Linked DNA regions of Homo sapiens: region 2 is linked to region 1. Evidence: read pairs that join two places in POLR2A ChIA-PET (ENCODE). Cell type or tissue: MCF 10A. All regions are shown on one strand. Each heading gives the region's core, and the rest is flanking DNA. Links, peaks and the distances in the headings are about the cores only. Region 1 overlaps DNM3 (dynamin 3). Region 2 overlaps DNM3 (dynamin 3).

Region 1 (10,874 bases), core at 1,666-9,665:
TGGAATATGGGAAGTCATGGTCAGAGACAGACAATTATGTTCAAGGAACAGCAAGTTTTGCTTTGATGGAAAGAGACTCTTTATAACTGGAAGTTATGAAAAACTAAATGTGATAATATTGTGTGTGTGTGTGTGTGTGTGTGTATGTGTGATAATGGAGAGAGTGTGATAGCAGAATTAAATTGTGGGAAGTTTTAAAGCTATAGAACAAGACACTCCTCCAGATTTTCAGAAGAGAACTGACAGAAGTATAGAGAAGGATATACTACTTAATGAAATACAGAGTGGATTGAAAGGAGGTAAGGTAAGACACGGAAAGGAACTGAGGAGATTGCTGAAATGTTTCAAGAGATGGAAAAATGACAGAGTTCCAGATGAACTCTACACTTGAAATCGATTTCTTTCTCCATGGTTCACAAATGAATCATCACAATGGCAATCTCAAGATGAGAGTAACCAGGAAAATCCTACCCCAATGGAGATTAAGTAATCTGTGAGCTGACACCCCCATTTTCCCCAACATAAGCATTCTTGAGCCATATGGAGCTCTAATAGAAGGAAACACATTTCCTGGATCAGCTCTTTGCCTCTACAAAGTAGCTTAGAGCCCAAATTATTGATATATATAATTTAGTACTATAAGTTACTTAATAGCTGTCGTATTTAATATAAGTAATTATTGTTACTTTTTAAAATATACCAATGAACTTGATCTTAGGATTTTTTTTCAGTGACTCGAGCTGGTTTGCAGACCCCACTCCATAATTATAGACTTCTGTTCTTAAATGTTAGCTTCTTTGTTTGGCAGTATTATACTTGTTTCTTTCTCACTGAGATAAATGTTCCTAACAAAAAGAGATAATAAATGTTTTGGGTGATGGATAGTCCGGTTACACTGATTTGATCATTATACATTGAATACTTGTATCAAAATATCACAGTACCCCATAAATATGTATAACTCTTATGTATTTACAAAAATTAAAAAAGAAAAATCTAACATATAATTTTTGGTCCTCCCAATTCTTTGCTCTGAAATTTCTAAATTATATAACATTGGCATTGAAAGAGACCAAGAGATGTCATATCCCACCTGTAGGCAAGACCATATCTAAAATACATTAGCAAGATGAAAAGCTATTGCAGTACTTGCTTCTAAGACTGCTTAGCCCAGTGTTTCCACCAAACTCAGGGCAGAGCTATGGAGGAGCTGAAGTTTGTGTTTTGTCTTGTCCGTTGCTCATCCTCGCCGCTCATTCTGTCTACCTCCTTCTTTGATCTTCCTTTCTCAGTTAATTACATCATCTGGAAATATGGCCTTGTGAACTAATCACTTTCTCCAGGAACATTTCCATTTTAATAATAATCACTACCAGTCACCATGCTAAATGCTTTGCATGCATTATTTCAAATTCTTAAAACAACCCTCTTAGTACTATCCCCATTTAACAACAAAGAAATTGAGTCCCCGAGAACTTAAGTAACTTGGTTCAAAGTCACAGACTAGCACACATAATTAACAAGTATCAGGGTTTGAATTTCTCTATCTGATTGCAATGTCTACATTCCTTCCATCACATCATACTAATTCTTATAGAAACCTAAAGCCCTCAAGACTTAAAAAAATGAAATTTCCAGAAGCTTACTTAACTAGCTGGTGAAAAATTTGATAAGGGGATAAGGATATTCCAGATGGGATATCTCTGTTTATCTACTCCACATATTTAAAAGTCAGTCTGACTTTATCTGTGTCAGGAAGCACCTTTTGTTAAACCACTGTGATGCTGGGCTTAACTCTACTTGGAGAGAGTCTTAGGTTCCTTGTTTGTCAGTATAGTTCATCAGTCTTCTTTGGCAACTATACCCCAGTGGACATCCACATGTGTTCCTCATAAGAGAAGAAAAGTACAGTCCTTCAGTTCAGGCACATGGACAGCTTATGTGACTGTCTTAGGCTTCAGGCTTTACCTTTGGGTGGGACATATTTTTATGCCCACACAGTTCCATCAAGTAGCATCGCATCAACTTGCACCTGTTTTACTCCAGAACTTCTTCCTTTCCAGGTTCCAGCCATCTTAGAGCGTTGCTAGTTACTGACAATCAGGCAGATCTGATTGTCAGAGGCTTCTTTGCATTATCAGAAAATTATCCTTCATATCCTTGTGCCACATTGTCAGTTTCTTCTCATTTTTTTCCTCAATGGCAATGGCTAAAACGCCAGGGGCTCCATATTGCTTCAGACAGTACTTCATCTGCTGCTGTCATCTTGCAGATATCTTCCCTTGGCCTTTTAGCCTCATCTCTCTTCTCTTTAGTCACTTTGGAGGCTTTCTCCAGCTCCTTCCCACTGTGCCCCACCTCTTTATTTAGTTCCTAGAACTGGACACAGTGGTTGGCAGGACTTGACCAACACAGGGCACAAGACAGCAGTTACCTTATATTCTTTCTTGTGGCTAATTTCTCCATTGCCATTTCCTGAAGCCTTTTCAGTCATTCCTCAAGTATATTCATTCCTATAGAAAACCAAGTCAGGCTGGGCATGGTGGCTCACACCTGTAATCCCATCACTTTGGGAGGCCAAGGTGGGCAGATCATGAGGTCAAGAGATCAAGACCATCCTGGCCAAGATGCTGAAACGCCGTCTCTACTAAAAATGCAAAAATTAGGCAGGCGTGGTGGCAGGCACTTGTAGTCCCAGCTACCCGGGAGGCTGAGGCAGGAAAATCGCTTGAAACCAGGAGGCGGAGGTTGCAGTGAGCTGAGATCATGCCACTGCACTCCAGCCTGGGTGATAGAGTGAGACTCCATCTCAAAAAAAAAAAAAAAAAAAAAAAAGAAAGAAAGAAAGAAAACCAAGTCAATGTTGATTTTATTGAGATGTAAGAGGGTTATATTCTAAATTTAGCAGGGAAGAGGCAGATTTCCCTAGGAAAGTGCTATGTTGTCTCCTTCCTCAGCTAAGTTTTTATAAAAGGTTGCCTTTGGGTTTTCGTTGTGGTTAAAAATGTGCAATTGCTTGTTTTGCAATAGGTTTTGTTCTGTGTTGCTACAATTTTCTCTTTTATATATTGTTTTTGCTTACAATTAAATCCAGGAAAATGTGGAAGAAAAAGAAGTGAAATAATCTCACAGCTGCTACGTTTTCCTGGAAGGCAAAGACACCTCCATTTTAAAGTTAGTTTTAAAACATGAAATCATTGTTCTTTGAAACAGCCATCTGGTCAAAGACCCCTTTGTAGAGTACATTTTTAAACAACAATTTTTAAAAACCACTAGGAGCTTTGTAAATATTTTCTTTATCTGGGTTATGAATTATTTTCAGCCTTTTGAGTAATTGTTAAAATGATGAAACTTACTGGAATAAAACAGATGTCTGTTTTTTGTTTTGTTTTTAGGGGAAAGAGGAAAATGTCATTGGGATATTGAGATTTACTTGGTACCTTGACAGTGAAATCTGAATAAATGGTTGTTAGTGTCCTTCTTAGCAATCCATTTACCATCCTTTTTTTTCTCTCTGTAATGCCAGAATATAAGCTTCATGAGAATAGCAACCTTATCTCTGTTCATCGCTATGTACCCCTAAGGGCCTAGCACAATGCCTGGCACATAGCTTCTCAAGACATGTTTATCAAACAAATAAATCAAGAAATGAATACCATAGGAACATTATACAGAATGACTTTTCATGTAATCAGTTACATAATTCATTTGTCCTTCCATTTTCTTCTACAGAGACACTTGGCATGGAAGTCTCCCTTAATAGAAACTTTCAGGTTGAAGATATGCCTAAAAATTGCTACCGTTTTTACTAGTCCATTACGGTTCTCTTATCCATGATTTTTATGTAAATCAACTCTAAATTGTTTATACTTTTACCACCTCTGAGGACAATAAATCCCACAAATAGAAGGGAGTTATGGTTCAACTCAATGGATGTATAAGTAAGGCATTAAGTGAATACAGAGGGAGAATAATTTATGCAATTATTGCTAAGTGGGCTAGACTCAGAGGAAGGAATATTCCAGTTGAGGCTGTAAGGGTGAGTAGAAATTTACCAGGTGGTGAAGCAGTCAGGGGAATAGAGGCAACAATGCATGAAAAGTCTTAAAGGGATGAAGGGCATGCCATACAGTCCCTCACCTCAGGACCATCACCAGCACTGTCATCATCTGTCTGCTGAAATATCACTCATGCAAAACACAGGCTGCCACTGAAGTGCATGATTTTTTAAAATTGAGAATGATATTTTTTCTTTGAAGAGTCGGTTATATCCATTATTTTAAAAACTGTCAGTTCACCTGAAACAGCCTCCCCAAACGAATCACTCTATAGCCAAGCCTCATGGAGACCAGGTTTTTACCAACTTTTTGCAGCAAGACTACTTATGTGGCCCAGACTTTGGGCCATGAATAATTTTGTGCAAAACTCACCCCATCCCAATCTCACTGAATGTTAGCAGTGGGGTGCTGCAGAGTCTGAATGAAGGTGGCGGTGGTGTTGGTGATTTCCCTGGGTGGGGCCAGGGGACACAGCATCTTGGGCCCAAGCACATCTTAGGCAACCCTATCCGCAAAGGCCCAAACTTCCCAGATGCATCCAAGACATCTTTTTGAAGCCTCAGACAGAGCAGTAGTATGAAGACCTATTTTTCCATGTAATAAAGGCTCATATAAAACTTTTCAAAATCAGTTCAAGGAACTCACTTTGATATGACTTGACATGAATTTAAATAACAACAATAATAATACCAAGAGGTAATAATTTAGAAATAATTTGAAAGCCGAGTTTTGTGGGGAACCATTACATAAAACCATTGGCACCATGATCCTACCACTCTCATTCTTCTGAAATTTTCCTCCACCCTTTTCTGTTTCACAGTATCTTAATGTTGATAAACTAACACAGACAGCCCCAACGCAGTCCCAGGCTCTTAGAGCTCGCATCTAACTCCCTCTGGGTGTTTGTGGGATAACATGAATCTGCAACTGTCCATATGATTTCACGATTGTTGTTTTTTGGCTTCTTGACCTACGTTATGCCTTCTGGGATAAGATGCTGCTTGCCTTGCATTGATAGTTCCTCAAAGATCTTATTTTTTAGAACTTTTAAAGTGAGTTATTTATATATATATATATATACTATTATCATTTAGTCATTAACTCAAATGAAAGATCCCACACAGAGTAATTTTTATACATAGTAAATATGGAAGGAAGAGGCCAAGCTAGCACAGACTGGGCAGCAATTTTTCCTGTCATGTGAAAAGTCATGGCATGGGTGGACCAATGGCCTCTCTCTCTATTTATTCCTCTGATTTCAGAAATGCTGAGTTTCAGCAGGCTATTACCATATATTCTGACCTAATAAATGAGACAGACTGAGAATAATTGTGGTTCTCTCTGCTTTCTTCACCAGTTCCTTTTATTCCATTCCACTCCTTTCATTGCTTTGCGCTAAATGAAATTTGGATTGCAACAACAACTTTTTAAAAATGACATTGTAATATTGGCTAATTTGCCTGGTATTGGTTATGCCCAAGTAGACACATGACCTGTGGCTGTTTGGCTTGTCCCCCTATGGGAAAATAGTTTAATGAAGCTAATACGTTGTACTAAAATAAAATAAATTCACATGGCACCCAGCATCACAGCCACAAGCAACATGGTTATTATTTATTACCCTGAGACACCAGCCCCACATCTCCAACTGCCTACTGGGCATTTTCACTGTGAGGGCCTTCTGTCGCTTCCTCTTTAATCCATCTGGAACCAAAACCATCACCCTCCTTTCAAAGCCATGCCTCACTATTGGAGTTTTAGGGGGCCAATTAATCATACCAGTTACTTCCCCTGTCTAGTTAAAATTGTTGCTGTTGCTGTTTTTAGAAGCAGTACACAAAAAGCAAACAGATAAGGCATGAAACAAATAGATCCAGATCTGTGGCCAAATGTCTTGCTCATACTTCAACTCCCAGTAATCACAACCACAGCTGAGCAACCACAGACCTCTACCAGAGGGCAGAGCTCATCAGAACATCTTGGAATAGGAGAGAAATGCCTGTGTCCTGCAGGCACGTCTTGCTCAATTTCTCCTTTATAGCTCACCAGTCAAATCAGCCAGTCCTCCTCTTTTGAGGGGAAGAAAATGAAGGCTAAGGAAAAGGGGCCAAGAGCTGAAGTCCCTTCAAGAGGCCAGGAGATCAAGTTCCCACTAACTCATCACTCCCGCATTTTCTATTTTTGTTTAGATATTTTCTTTGTTTATATGACATCAAATTATTTTAGCATTTGGGGATGAGAAAAAATAGTTAGATATTAAACATCCTATATTGTGAGAGGTTTCTACCATTTAAATTGTAATCTATTTTCTTTATGACCTTTTTCACCATAAATAAGACCCCCACAGTTATAACCAAAATTCACACTTTCAGCTCATTACTTGTTACTGTGATTAATGCTGACAAGGACCTGGCACCATGGCCATTGGCAGCCAGAGAAGGTCAGGACTAGTGGTGACTCAGCTGACTCTGCAGCTGCACTTACAGTAAATGTGTTTTGCAATGCTCTTATATTTAAAAATATTTTCTACAAATTTTTAATTCTTATTTAATTTTCTATTCATGTTTTATTATCATTTGCTCTTTGCTATATCAAGAGAAGGAAATAACAGATCAAATATCAAATCAACTGAGGTCCAAAAAACTCGTCCCTTTGGCAATGAATCATGGTACTTTGAGACAACAGGCAACGGTCAACCTCCAATTTGAATGGTTGTTGCATTGATCTTTGAGGATGCTATAGAAAGATAAGGAAAAAAGTATTTATAATATATATAAAATATATATATATATACACATGCACACACACACACACACACACACACATATATTTTTTGAGACAAGATCTTGCTCTGTTGCCAGGCTGTGGTACAGTGGCACTATCACAGCTTATTTGCAGCCTCTAACTCCTGGGCTCAAGCCATCCTCCTGCCTCAGCCTCCCAAAGTGATAGGATTACATGAGCCACTGTGTCTGACCAAGGAAAAGTATTTTAAATAAATGAGGGATACTAAGCTAATTCAACCATTGGCGAACACTTTATTCTGTCATGCATTCATTGCAAATTATTACCAAACACCAGCGCTGTGCTTAGGTTCTAAGAGGAACATGTCCCCTATTCTCATGGAATTCACAGTATAGTGAGAGAGGCTGATAACAAACAGTAATTACTTAATCACAACTGCTAATTACAACTACTGTGAGAATTTATAATACAGTGACCTGTCCATTTGGGGATTTCAGGGAATGGTCAAAACTAACACTAGAAGAATGCATAGAAATAGATTAGGTGAAGGGAGAAGGGGAGATTGTTCCAGGCAGAGTGAACAGCATATGCCAAGACCCTGAGGTAGGGAGAAGCTTTGTGTGTTCATGGAACTGATAGCTGGAGCCTGATGGGCAAGAATCAGGGGCCAGATCATTTATGATCCTACAGGCCATGTTAGGGTTGCTTTGTTGGTCTTTAATGCAGCAGGGAACCACTGAAGGGGAGTAATGTGGTTCAGTTTGGCTGCAGAATGGAGAGTAGAGAGGAACAAGTGCAGGAGTTGGGTTTTTGTAATACAGATAAGAGGTGATGACATCCTGGACTAGAAAGATGGAATAGAGGAATAAATGGGAGCTATTAACTGGCTACGTTGACAGAACTGACTGATTGGAAATGAGGTAGGGGAGAAAGAGATGTCGTGAATGACACCTAGGCATCTGGCACAAGCATCTCTTTGGAAGAAGCTGCCATTTACTAGTAGGAGGGAACTTTAGGGGAAGAGAAGATTTGGGAGCACATCCAGATTTCAAAATCTGAGATATCAAGAGAGCAACTGTAGCTCAGAGATGTCTGGCATTTATTAGCGGTCAGTTTATATATAGTACTAAATGCAAGTAGTCTCTTAGTATTTCTCATAGAAAGTTATCTTAGGAAAAAATCCTAGCTGGTAGTAATGCCTGGGTCTTTAAATTTTTCATTAAGTTCCGTTTCCTAATATATATTTTTAGGAGTTTCACATTTCTATTCATGAGTGAGATTGGTTTAAAGCGATATATTGAAAAGTTTGTTCCTTTTAATACTAGCCCCAGGAGAAGCTCAAGGGGGAAAAAAAGATTCAAAGGTGAAGTAAGCTTGGGAAGTCCTGTATAGCCTATTCATTTCTTGGAGATTTAAAATATGTATTAGACTATTATAATTTCTGAGAGGTTCTGAATAAAAGAAGCTTACTCTTAAAATCTAGGGAAAAAGGTATATAAAACTCTCTGAAGCCAGAACTATTGTGGAGAAAATTTTTAAATTTTTTTCCAATTTATCCTGTAGATACTGGTCAGATGGGATTTTATTATTTTGGTGTTATATTTCCTATATGTAACATCCATAATTGATACAAATTTACTATCATAAAAGCATACTTAGAATCTCTTAAGATAATTTAATCTTTTGTCTGTTAACTATATGTCGTCTCATTTCTAATTTTGTTTTCTCATCTTTTATATTACAGAATTCTGTTTTATTGTCTGATTCATTAGAGAAGAAACTCCTAAATGTAACAATAACATATTTGGTTCTCCACATTAATTCTTGACTTTATAAAATATTATATTCTTCTTTGCTTCGTTTTATAATTTTCCAACTTGCTCAATTTAATGCTGACAATCTATTTTTTGTTTCTTTTTAATAATAAAGTGTACCTGATTGTGATTTTGTCTCTGAATAGAGTTTTGGTTGCATGTTCTAAGTTTCAATACTGTGTGTAAGGTTGTTTAGTAAACAGTGTGTAATTATACTTTTGAGTTACTATTTGACAAAAATTTGCATGGAGTTTTAATTTATCTGAAGTGGTTTTGTTGTTCTTTCCTATTTAACTTTTATCATAATTTGTAGTTTTATTGTACTGTTGGGTTTTCTTTAACTGTAGATATGTGAAATCAGCAATATTATCTGTAAGGTAAAAGACAATTTATAGTCCTAATTTATTAAATTTATATTATTGACATCATAGGTTTGATGATTAATTTGTGATAATGTAAGATCTTTGTGTCATTAATTTATTGTCAATAATCTTTGAAGAACTTTGAATGCTGAGAAAATACTGGTGAGACTAGTCAGTCAACAAATATTAATGAGCACCTACTATATAACATAAATGCTAGGAATATATTGGTGAACATTTAAAGCTCCATCAATGGACTTGTGCTGTAGTTAGATGAGGCAGCAGATAGTTAACATACCTAATTTTACATACAGATAATTGTTATGATGAAAACGGAATAATGAAAAGAGTAAGAATGGGTGAAGGGTGGCAGGATTTTAGCTAGAGGGGTTAGGGGAGGCTTCTCTAGGGGATATTAGTGGATTATCAATGTGAATGAGATAGAATATCATTTCCAGCAAAAGGATTGGCGCCTGCAAAATCCCAAGGAAGAAACATGCTTGGCATATTTAAGAAACTGCAAATAAAAAGGCCAATGTGGCTGGAGCAGAATGAGGATGGGAAGAATGAAAATGCACATTTGAAACAGAGGAGGAAAATGAGGGGGCAAGAAGTCCAGACCTTTTTCCACTCGCCGTGAGAAGTGACTGGAGGATAGTAAACAGGGTGGTGATAAAATATACAATCTCTGTGGCTTCTTTGTGGCGAGTGGAGCAAGAAAACCATCAAGAAGATGTTATAAGTTGTGATAATCATCCCAATGAGAGAAGATAGTGACTTGGATATGGGAATCTGTAGGTCAGGGGAGAGATCTGAACTAAGCCACCTTTAAATGATATGAAAGGCCACCATACTGGGAAGATTACCACTGGAGAAATTGAGAGTGAAGTAGGCCATGAGAGAACCCTGGGACACCCCCAGAATTTAAAGGCCTTTAAGAGGAAGACGAGACAAAAAGAGATTAAGAAGCTGTAGTCAGTGAGGTAGCAGTGTGGGAGTCAGGCGGGTGTGATATCACAGAAGCCTGGAGGAGAAGGTGTTTGAGGACAGAGGGGGAGTGGTCAACAAATGCTACAGTAAAGCCAAGTAATGTGAAAACAGGGAATTGACAATTTGTTTGGGCAAGATGTAGATCACATGACCGTGAAAAGCGCTGTATCTATAGAGTAGCAGGATTACAGCCCTCACTTGGGTGGACTGAGGAAAGAATAAAGAGGGAGAGAATGGAAAAATAATTCAAGATAACTCAAGGAGTTTTGCTATAAAGGCAAATAGAAATGGGGCAGTTATTGGGAGTGAAGAAAGGTCTAGAGAAAGTGTGTGTGTGTGCACACGCATACATGTGCGTGTGTACACGTGTGCACGCCTGTTTTCAGATGGCTGCTTTTAAGGCATGCTAGTATACAATATGAATGATCCAAGCAGTTGAAAGGAAGAAACTGTATAAAAGGAATGAACACAGGGTGGAAGTTCATGCGGACCTTAGGAGAGACAGGACCCCATGTCTCAGTTGAAGGTTTGGCCTTCCATTATACAAGATAAAGGCAGAATCTGTGGTTGCAAATGTAGGTAGTCTCATGGATTTGTTGGAAAGAAGATGGATTATTCTTATCTGATTATGTATTTTTTCACTGTGAAGTATGAAGCAAGATTCTCCATTAAGTATGAGTGAAGGGTATATTAGAGATTTGAGGGAAGAAAATGTATGTAGTAGTAATCATCTGGTAAAGTGAGAAAGCATATTTACTACAGAATTGTAGTAAGGATGTCTGGAAAGGCTGGGTACCCATTTGATAGTTGTAGTTATAAATCTGAAGTGAGTGCAGTCAGCACAGTTGTATAGTTTTGGTCTTGCATGATTTGGCAATCTGGATACAGGGTCTGAGTAAGAAAGT
Region 2 (10,874 bases), core at 1,106-9,105, 65 kb after region 1:
GAAATTATATTGTATTGACCTTGGCACTAAATAAAAGGGGAGTGATGGGTGGTGATCTGCCTTTAAACTGCATAGCCACAAGTTTGCCCCCATTTGAATGTAAGGTCTGAATTCACACTACATGTGTGTTTGAGCATCTCAAACCTCAAGTACAGAATTTAATTTTCCTGGGTTAGTACCACCCTCAGAGGAACTAGCAGAAGCCCCCCCCGCCAAAAAAAATTATTTCCTCTCTGTAAAAATGCAAATTCGACCCAGGCCTTAACTCCCCAAGATAGAGTTCTAAGGAAAATGAATAGCTTACAAAGAACAAAGGAAGGAAGGACATAGGAAATAAACCACTACTGAGAATAGGAGAAACAACAGGCTGTGAAATCAGACCTTCAGAGATGAGATATTTACAATTTTGGAGTTACTAGGTACAGAAATAAAAAGTTGTTTAATATGTTTAGAAATAAAGAGGCTTTAAGTATGAGAAGAAAAGATCAAGCAGATTGGGGGAATGACTTCTAGAAATAAAATATAATCACTGCAATGAAAAATTCAATTAAAAGTGTCAAGGAATCAGATTAGATATAGCTGAACAGAGAATTAGTAAACTGGAAAATCTGTAGTGATATGAATACACTGACCAGAATAAAGTCCAAGCCAGAATAAAATCCGAAAGAAAAGGATTGAGATCACAGATTGTGTTAGATGAGTTCTAACATGTTCTAATCAAAGTTCTAGAAGGAAATAGTAGAATGGGGAAACACAGTATTCAAAGACGACTAACAGAACGTTCATAACAGCACTGTTTGTAATAGTGAAAAACCTGGAAATAATCTAAATGGCCATTAGTGGAAGGGCAAATTAGTAAATTGTAGTATATTTACACATTGGAGTATTATATAGCATCCCAAACAAGTGAACTCCAGTACATTCAATGGTATGCATGAATTGGCAATATAGGTAAAAGAAAATTATATATAATATATTCTTTTTTATGAAACTAAAAATAACTGATAAAAATAACTCTTTAAGACTAAATATAGATGCAATAAAACCATAATAAAAGGAAAGTAAGGGAATGATAATTATTCTCACTGATAGTTACTTTGAGTGGGAGAGGCAGGGGGCTGAGTTGGCAGATGGTATTACATGATACTGTATGAACAGATGCAGACGAAAGTGTGCCATGAACCAAGGATTATAGTTAATCCAATTCCGTATACTAAAAGTACATTGAGGAGGTAGGAGGAGAGAGAGAGGTTGAGAATTTTCTAAAATTGTTGAAGTCTAACAATTCTTAGAATCAGGAAATAAAACAATTCTCAAATAGGATTTTTAAGAAATGATACATAATAAGTAACAACAAGACACATCATAGTGAAACTACAGAACACCAAAGAAAAAAAGATCCTAAAAGAAGCCAGAAAGCTAGGTCACCTACAAAGGAGTGGAATTAGACGGACTGCTGATTAGTTTAACCTGTACAATATCGTTCAACAGATGAGTGGTAGAGCCAGGATTCAGATCCATATCTTCTGATTCCTATGCCTATGTTCCTTCTAATACTCCACCAAAATTTTTCACACATTTATGTACAGAGTATTTTGTGTACTGAAATAAATGTAAACCAAAAAAGTAATGGAAAGAAGAAACCCAATAAAAAGAAAAGTTAGTGTTACCTAACATATGAAAAATTTGGTAAAATTTACATGTATTTAGGTACAAAAGAGACAAGGGAATTAGCATTTGTTAAATTCCTAAATATGTGCCAGGAATAGTTCTGGTGCTTTAAAAAAAATCTCATTCAGTTATCATAACAAATATTTCTGAGCTAGAGTTCTTATTTCCATTTTGTGGTGGAAAAGACTAAGGCTTGGAGAGATTACATGATTTACCCAATTTCAAAAGTTAGTAAATGGTAAATTCAAATTCTGAAAAGGTGCAGCCAGTCCCACCTGACCCATCGTCTTCCCAGTAGCATTGTCAGTAAACGAATAATGTAATTTATATTACCTAAGGTGTCCTAAACAGAGCACCTTCTCTGGCAACCTTCTGAGACCACCACCCCCAGTGTCAGGGGTTATTGCCCTCAGAGACATGTCCAGGAATATTAGTTTTTCCTTTGCACTTCTCTAGGCTTCTTTCCCACTTGGATGCTCTACAGATTCCTACACCACATTTGCTCATCCATTTAAAGTGCTATATACTGACTATTTTCTAATGGTTTTAGGGTTTTGAATCCTTGCTATTACACTTACTCGAAAAATTACTAAATCCATTTGCACCTCAACTTCCTCATGTGTAAACTGGGATAATAACACACCTTTTGAGGATTCTCGAAATGATTAGCTGAGAAAATGAAATCCATAAAGCTATTAGTTCAGTCGCTGGCACTTGAAAGTTTTCAGTAAGTGACTACTGCTGCCATTATTAGATCCTTTGCAGGTACAGAGACAGCTTTTATAGTCAGAGGGAATTCATTTTGTCTCCTAGTTTGCCTAAGAATAAGTGATCCATCTTTATTTATTCTACTGATTGTGATCTGACATAGTCTTGGACCTAGTTATTATTAATTTTAGCATATGTTAATAAGAAAATAATTATAAAATATCCTGTTCTGAATTTCATTTCAAGATAATGTGAATATAGCAATACATGATCAAATATCTATTTTCTAAATTGAGATTTTAAAAATTCCCAAACTTCATCCCCTGAGTTGAATTCACTAGAATGAAATAAATGAAGACAATGTTCACTAAGCTTCTAAAGAATCCACATGTTAATTGGATCAGTTTGCCCAAAGACTATTTTTGCCTTTAGGATTTATTATTCTGAATTAAGTCATTATATGGTTGAGTGATTATGTAAAAAATCATATTATTTATACAATGATATGTGAAGAGGATTACTATAATGCAAGAGGTTAAAAACATAGAAGCACCAAGCCCTCATGTATATAGAAAACTCATGCTAAGGCCAGAAGAAGCAGAAGGAGAGTCAGAAGAAATATACCAAAGTGGTAAACATGTATGCTGTGCTATGTGTGCCCACATAATACATAGGAAATGCTAAATTGGTATCGATTTCTGAAAATAAAAATGCCTGTTCTTTTTTCAAATTATGCAATCCTGATAAGCCTACTAGGCATATACATATATATCCTTTTAACTAATCACGTTATCATTTTTTTCCAACAAAGAATATAATAAATGAAAGTCACCTTCTGGGTGATTAGTGGCAGTTGACTTGGAGTTTCAGCCCTTCCTCAGGACTTTTTGGCATAGTAATAACATTGCAAAGTTGCTCACATTTTTCATACCCTTCCATTTTATCTTGTGTGTGTGTGTGTGTGTGTGTGTGTGTTTGTGTGTCTTGTATGTGGAATATTCTTACAGCTAGTGACTTAATATGCTGATGAACACAGAGAGCTGGATTTTTTTTGCAAACCAATATTTTTGTGCCATTTGATTATTTAGGTGATATTCAGCCTTTTCAAAGATTACTTAACTGTCGTGGTATCACTACAGAGGAAGAAAGGAAATTCTGTAGTTAGTTTAGGAGAAAACGTAACGTAAAACAATTCTTCAAGGAACCTAGCAATGCAATAAAGTATCTAGATAATCTTTTAGAATATCAGAGCCTGGGGTATGCTAATGAAATCATGGGAGAAGAAAAAAGCTCCAGTTCTCACTCACATTAAAAGTGCTCTCTTTTACACAAGACACAATTCATAAAATCTTTTTATATCAGCAGGGAACTCATCTATCTGTATATACATGGAGGCAGGCAGCTGTTAACAGCATAGCATGACACTGCTGAACAGTTCAGGATGCAGGATAAGGAATATCATTCTATCATTCCCAACTGAAACAACATCAGAAAATGTAGACAGGCTAAATAGAATTATCCAAAATGGAGCCTGTCTGAAATTCCAAGTCTCCCAGAGACAAAAGTACTATTCACCTCTTCTTCCTTTCTATGGCTGAAATTCATTTGCATCCACTGACATCCTTTAAATTATTACCCTCCTGGGAAAGTCTGCAACCCTTGTAGAACACTTATAAACATTCAGTTGTTTCTGATCAGACCTGTGTTGTTTGTAGTTCTCCTGACTCATATTTTAGTATCTTAGGAAGGAAAATTTAGTGCCACAAATGTTTACCATCTATATTCTCTTGGTTTCTGAGACTTCCCATGGCAATTAAAAAAATTTAGATATTACACCTTTTGCTTCAAAGGTCATAATTCCAGAAGTATGACTCTTATCTGACCTTTTAGAATGATAAATCTAAGAAATTTTTGTGTTCCAGAGAATGAATACACAAAATGGGAACTAGTGAGTTCCAAAGCTTCTGCTATAGAATAATTGATGGTTTTCTCCAAATATTTGTTAAAATTTTAATATAATAAATACTAGGATTTTTTAAAGTAAACTTTTTTAGCAATAAGAATTTAGCACTTCCAAAGCAGCCACATGGTCTGTTGCCCAGGACTCCCTTAAAAATTGCTTTGCTGAGGCTGTTCAACATCTGTCAGCATTTTCTGCATAAACCATTGGCTCAAAAAAATTCTTCAGGCTGAAACTTGATATATCAGGTCTCAGCTTAGCAGTTTTTATGTGTTTTCAGGAAAATAAGTTTGGATGTTTTCAAGTTAGTGCTAGAGGAGAAACACATTCTAATACACCATTTCAAGACACCCTTTTATTTTATACATGGGTGAAAGGAAAACAGACTTCTACCCAACTAAAATGGACAGAAAATATCTAAACAATTGTTGTGAAGTTTTCTTCACACTGTATTGCTAAACAGGATGTCTTTATTGGAGCTATGTGACTACATTCTTCATAGAATGGCATATGGAACTCTGCCCAGCTTTAATGCCAGAGGTCAGAATGTGCCCACCTCCTGGCAGCTGAGGATGAATGGCTTAAGTGACAAATTCCGATCCGTCAGCTTCCCAGATCATTGAACAGCCAAAGGAGACTAATACAATAAACAACAGTTTGCCAAAAGGCATCATGATCCACTGGTGGATTGTGGTTTTACACAGCTTCAACATACATTATCCTGACGTCTAAAATTACATCTCAGAGTACAGCTGTGTGTGTAATACTGGACTTCATTCCACTGGATGATCCCATGTTGTCCACTTACAACAGGAATGCACTTTTGAACCTAGAGCTGTCACTACAAATCTCACTGTGAGTGTTAAGAATTCATGAAGAAATTCCAATTTATTGATTTGCAAGGATTTGCCTATGAAGGTAGAGAGATTGTATCTTAAAATTGCCATTCCATTAAAGGCTAAAAAAGTCATTTCAATGACTAAAGTTCTTATATCTTTTAGTTGACTATTTGTAAAGTGAACTTTTTTTTTCTTTTTATATGAGTGTTAACTGGAAATAGGCAAGGAATGAGCAGGACTTTAACATTCTAGTCCTCTGTGTCAGCTGTCTGTGTTACAGAATTTATTTGAACTATAGAGTCCCTAAATCACTACAGCATAAGCCTCAGGGAAAATAAAAACTCAAAAATGTATAAACAAACTATACTAAAATTGAGCTACTGAGCACCTTAGTATACTTGCTTCCCTTTAGTTAACGTATTTTCACCAACAAGGGTGTGTCTTTCAAGGCTATCTGGAGTATACCTGTGGTTTTAGAAATACCAAGTGACTCACCTCCAGTAGTTACAGTGGTAAGGAAAAAGTTGTTACCTCTTTCCTTTGGTGATTCTGGTGCACATTTGGAAGATACAGCTCAAAGCAATCAATACCCTGGGCCTCTGGCTTCTAATATATTAATGTCTGCTCTCTGGAAGACCCATATGCACCACCTGCCCTCTGAATCCTGAGTGATCCAGATCCTTTGGAGGACTTAAGTAAATAAAAATTAAGAGCAAAACAAATGGTCTTGAAAATCCTTTCCAATAGACACAAGCAAACACAATAGGGATCTGATCATTTCACTTTCCTAAATTTTCTGTTTCCCCATTCAGCACAGTGGAGGAGGACCTCTGAGATTACTCTTCTTTTTCAAATCCCCACCTCAAGGTATTCTCCTCACACTTCCGCCACCCACATACACCCCTGATGCTCCATCCACCAAGCAGCCATATCCACAGGCCACAGGTGCACCATCCTCTGCCCTGTTTCTGCACCTTTGCATGTGTAGTTCCTCCTGCCTGCAAGATGCTGTCATTTATTCTATACCGGATGAACATCTTCCTACCCATCAAAACCCAGATCACTCTCTGATACATTCTTTCTGCATTCCATGGAATATATAGATTTGACTGTTACTGGTTTATAATCAAATTTGTCATCTTTCTTCACAATAGTCCTAAGGTTTATGCCAGTCTTGTCCCTGTCTCACTAATAATGAAATTAAGATTTGTAGATATAAAATAATATGACACATATTAAAAGCACTCAGAAAGCTAAGGGTTTTTCTTCAGAGCTTTTATTCATTTTTGTATCTAATGTTGAAAACAAGTAAAAATATATACAGAAGAGCCCCTAGCTGAAATGTATTCATATGGCCCCCTGACCTAATCACAGATTCTTCTATTTCAACAGAACTTTCTTCCTCACAGATATAAGAAAATGTCCCACTTTTCCTGATTGATTTGTGCTTATTGATTACTGAACTTAGAGCTCGGAAACTTGAATTTTCATTTTATGAACGCTCTCAATTTATTGTATGGCCTTGGAAAAATTATGAAACCTTTTTGACTCTTAGCTTTTGAAAAAGCAAATAATAAGTCTACTTATATCATGAAGCTGGTCTAAAGTTCAAAACAAACTATATAAGTGAAACAACTTGAAAACTGTATGCCTCTACATTCATACAAAGTATATATTCATATTTATATGACTAGTGTACAGTATTATTATCAGTATCAAAGAAAACTAAAAGTCTACAGTATATGGAGCCCAAATAAAATTTGGCCAAAAAGAGTGCTTAGGATGTAAACTGCTTTCAGTTTCAACCTTTGATTCCACTTACTCGTGGTTCACGGAGAGCTTTGTAAGGATCAGTAACTTCTCCGAAATAGGTAATAATAGTGCTAACTGGGAGGTATTTAGGACATAAAGGTGTTGGGGTGTGTGTGTGTGTGTGTGTGTGTGAGAGAGAGAGAGAGAGAGAGAGAGAGAGAAATAAGACATTTTTGCTAAAGAATATCTGAAGAAAAAAAAGGCCAAGGACAAAATGTTGTAGAAAAAACCGGGTTCTTGAGTTCTTGTCTCTTGACCAGGAAGAGTTAGTCACGCAGACACTCTGAAGGATGAGAGAGAACAGAATTTATTGGGAGAAAAGGAAAAAATTCTCAGCAAAGTGAGAGGGGTTCCTGTTAACAGGCCCCCATTTCACAGATTGAATCCTGGTTTATCACACAGAAATAGGAGAGGCCAGGCTCCTCCCCACTGCAAATAGCACCAACTTCCCAAGGCTGCACCCTGTCCTCTCAGTGCTCAGGCTGGTGGGAGATTCTCTGGGGACTTTCCCCCTTATCTTCCTCCTGCTTCTATCACAATGAGAAATCTCAAATCTTTATTATTCTAACCTGTAATAAGTCCACAAAGACATGTAGAGTTTGATTTCTAGTGGTTTTTTTTAGACTGGCTATCTTGACTTCAAAATATCTAGGAATATTAAGGACAATGTGACAATTGCTCTTTTAAATTCCTGACTGAGCACACAGGAGGATGAGAAATTCCTGGGTAAGAAAATAAAAAGGGAGCTGGAAAGCAGAGGGCCTATGGTGAAGCCACAGCTGTCCTTGGGGCATTTGCTATCACTGCACACAAGAGCTTTGGATGTACTTAGACATATGGAGATAGGAGAAAATACTTCAGCCCGAAAAAATTGGGGAATTGGAACCAAGACCCCTACAGTAAGCCAGGACACTTAAAAAGCTACACCTTCAGTGAAAATGGTGAATCAAGAAAAATCCGCTTGCCGTTAAAAGGAGAAAATGAGGAAAGTTATTTGTCTCGGCTTGCACTGTGAATGGAAGGAGAGAAAAGTCTTTGAGAATCCATTTGTATAGGTTCCTCATTCTGTAATTTGAGATTCAAATATGTATCACTTACATGCGCAAGCAGAACCAAAGCTGAGAAATTAAAGTGGACCAAAGTTGGAAGCAGTTCTGGGAGCCTGTAGAAACATAAATACTCTCTGGAGCAACACACCCTCAAATCAGATCTAATAGAAGCCCAGCTAAACTTGAATACACAATCCAACATTTAAAAGGACACACACACACACACAAAGCCATCATGAGTAAGTCAAGAGAATAACAAACAGTAGGAAAGATTTTGGACTATATTTAAAAAATTTAAAGAAATAAAAGAGCAAATGACAAATTTGAGAAAGGAACACTTTCTAAAGACAAGTCATATTTTTAAAATAGCCAAATAGAACTTGAAAAATGAAGTGCAGTTATTGAAATTAAAATTTTATGAATAGATTAAACAGCTGGAGAGAGACTACATAAAATAGGTTCTACACAGTGGTGTGCTGATAGATGTTTAATAAGTAGCTGTCCAGGATGGGGGAAAGCCCTGTTCTGTAGCATTTGCTAATTTCCATGGTGTGAATGCTCCCACCATTGGTAGTCAATTTTAAGCTACCAATGTGACGTAGTGAACTGGAAAGAGACGTGTACAGTTGGTTCTCATGAGCTGGTATAAACCAGCTCCTATACACGATTGGATATATAACTGAATAAATTACCTAGAATGTAACACAGAAAGATGGAAAGATAGGAATGTATATAGGACACGAAGGACAGGCTGTGAAGATCTAATATATGTTTAATCATCATTCTAGAGGAGAATAGGAGAATGACTAAAATGTTTCCAGAACTGATGAAAGTCATGAATTCTAAGATCTAGGAAGACCACAGATAACATCCAGACATACATTATAATGAAATTGCAGAGCACCAAAGCCAAAGAGATAACCATAAAAGCATCCAGAGAAAAAATATATCAACTACTAAAGAACAACAGTTCAGACTTCTTAAGAGCAAAAGTGGAAACCAGAAATAATGGAATCATCTTCAAAGTACAGAGGGAAACACTGCCAAGCTACAGCTGAATACCTAGTTAAAGGATTATTTTAAAGTGAGGCCTAATAAAGACACTTTCAGGCAGCAAAAACAGTTTGCCATCAAAGATAAAAGGAACGAAACGAAAAAATGTACTTTAGGAAGAAGGAAAATGATCCAGAAGGAACATGGACAAAGAAGTGGGTAAACATTTAGGTAAATCTAAGCCAATATTAAAACAACAAGAATAATAGTAATGTATGGTGATTAAAAGCCATCTGAACAGTTTTATTTTCTCACAAATACTAAACAGCACTTAATTTAATTACATTGCCATGTAGAAGTTTTAACCATATTTTGTTCATTTTTGACTTATAAAACAATCAGGAAAAAACAGTAAACATTGTTATATAAGATTTACTTATTTTAATCCAAGTTACACTTTGCTAAACATACTGAAAATTTGACGGGGTTTTAAATTTGTAATGAAAGAGCCATAGACTCCTCAGAATTTTTTTTTTAATTGTGTTGATCTTGCACATTCTATTATGATTCCAGGTCATTACCTAAGCAAGGATTTCCAATTTAGGCTGAGCTGGGAAAGACATTATTATATTAAAGTTTATGGTTATGAAAACTGTACCCCCACAACACTGGAAGTACAGGACCTTTGTTTCTCTCCACCCACATGCTGGTGACTTTTTACCACTAGGAGAGTTATGTACTCACTGTGACTCACAGAAAAAGATAAGGTTACTTTATACTATCTCTCAATAAATGGAGCCAAGGATCCTTGGAGAAATTCCAGGACTGGGGCAGAGAAAGTACAAGATGAGCCTGGAATGTCTCATGATGCTAGAAAGTAAGGAAGTGCTCAAAACCTTATGGGGATATATGTGAAAAAGATACAAGAGGCAAATTACAGGAGGCTCCCAATGACTAAATCTGGGACAATTTCAGAAATAAAATAATGACAGTAATGGATTATAATCCATAGAATAAAATAAGAATCCATACTTACATAAATAAACAGTTGAATGAGTAATTATATGAAGGAGAAGGGAAAGCTGTTCCTCATAATTAATTAATTTAGAAGAGAAGATCAAAATTTAAAAATCACCATTTGCAAAACATCACAGTAATAGTTTCTCTTAAGAATCATCAATGGATGTTAAAATGAGTAGGTAAAAGTATGATGAGAAACAGGATATTCACATAGCCTCAAATATCACCCGCAAGATACTTATTAATTTCAAAGGAGAAAAAATAGAAACTTTACAGTGGAGAAACCTGGAAGACACCATCTTAACCAAATGATCAAAGTTAACATCACTAGTAATGAGACAGATCGACATCACATGTCTCCTGATGTAATGCACTGAGAAAGACACACCATTTATGTGGCGTGTTTTTGCTAAAAATGCACAACCTGAAATTAATAACGAGGAAACATCAAATTGAAGGACACTGTACAAAATAACTGGTCAATACTGTACAAAATTATTAGGGTCATAAAAGATGAAAAAAGACTGAGGTATTGCTCCAAATTAAAGGAGACTAAAGAGGCATAACTAAATGTAATACATGATTGAGGATTAGATCCTGGGTCATAGTATTACAATGTCAATTTCCTTATCTTGATCATTGTTGTGTAGTTTTGTAAGATACTAACATTCGAAGAATCTGGGTGAAGGATGTACAGGAATTCTTTGTATTAATTTTCAACCTTTTAATAAGACAAATTATTTCAAGATGAAAATTATTTTACAAATCAAAGATAGTGTTAATGATAGCTTCCTTAGACCTCTCCATCCTCCCATATTCTAA

What was found. Peaks named below come from ENCODE experiments on the same cell type or tissue, not always from the same donor. Only the 100,000 strongest peaks of a DNase experiment are listed, where the experiment ranks them.
Region 2: POLR2A ChIA-PET joins it to region 1 with 17 read pairs; 6 of 35 experiments call an interaction of 5 or more read pairs at or near these places.

What each region holds. Positions count from the first base shown.
Region 1 is chr1:172,280,949-172,291,822 of GRCh38, forward strand. The region is part of intron 15 of DNM3 (dynamin 3); the gene reads left to right. Among named protein-coding and RNA genes, the nearest start is that of C1orf105, 130 kb to the right of the region's middle. In MCF 10A, for the core only: no CTCF peak of the experiment used is centred there; DNase peaks (open chromatin) are centred at 6,033 and 6,493.
Region 2 is chr1:172,346,992-172,357,865 of GRCh38, forward strand. The region is part of intron 17 of DNM3 (dynamin 3); the gene reads left to right. Among named protein-coding and RNA genes, the nearest start is that of C1orf105, 68 kb to the right of the region's middle. In MCF 10A, for the core only: no CTCF peak of the experiment used is centred there; DNase peaks (open chromatin) are centred at 4,930 and 5,650.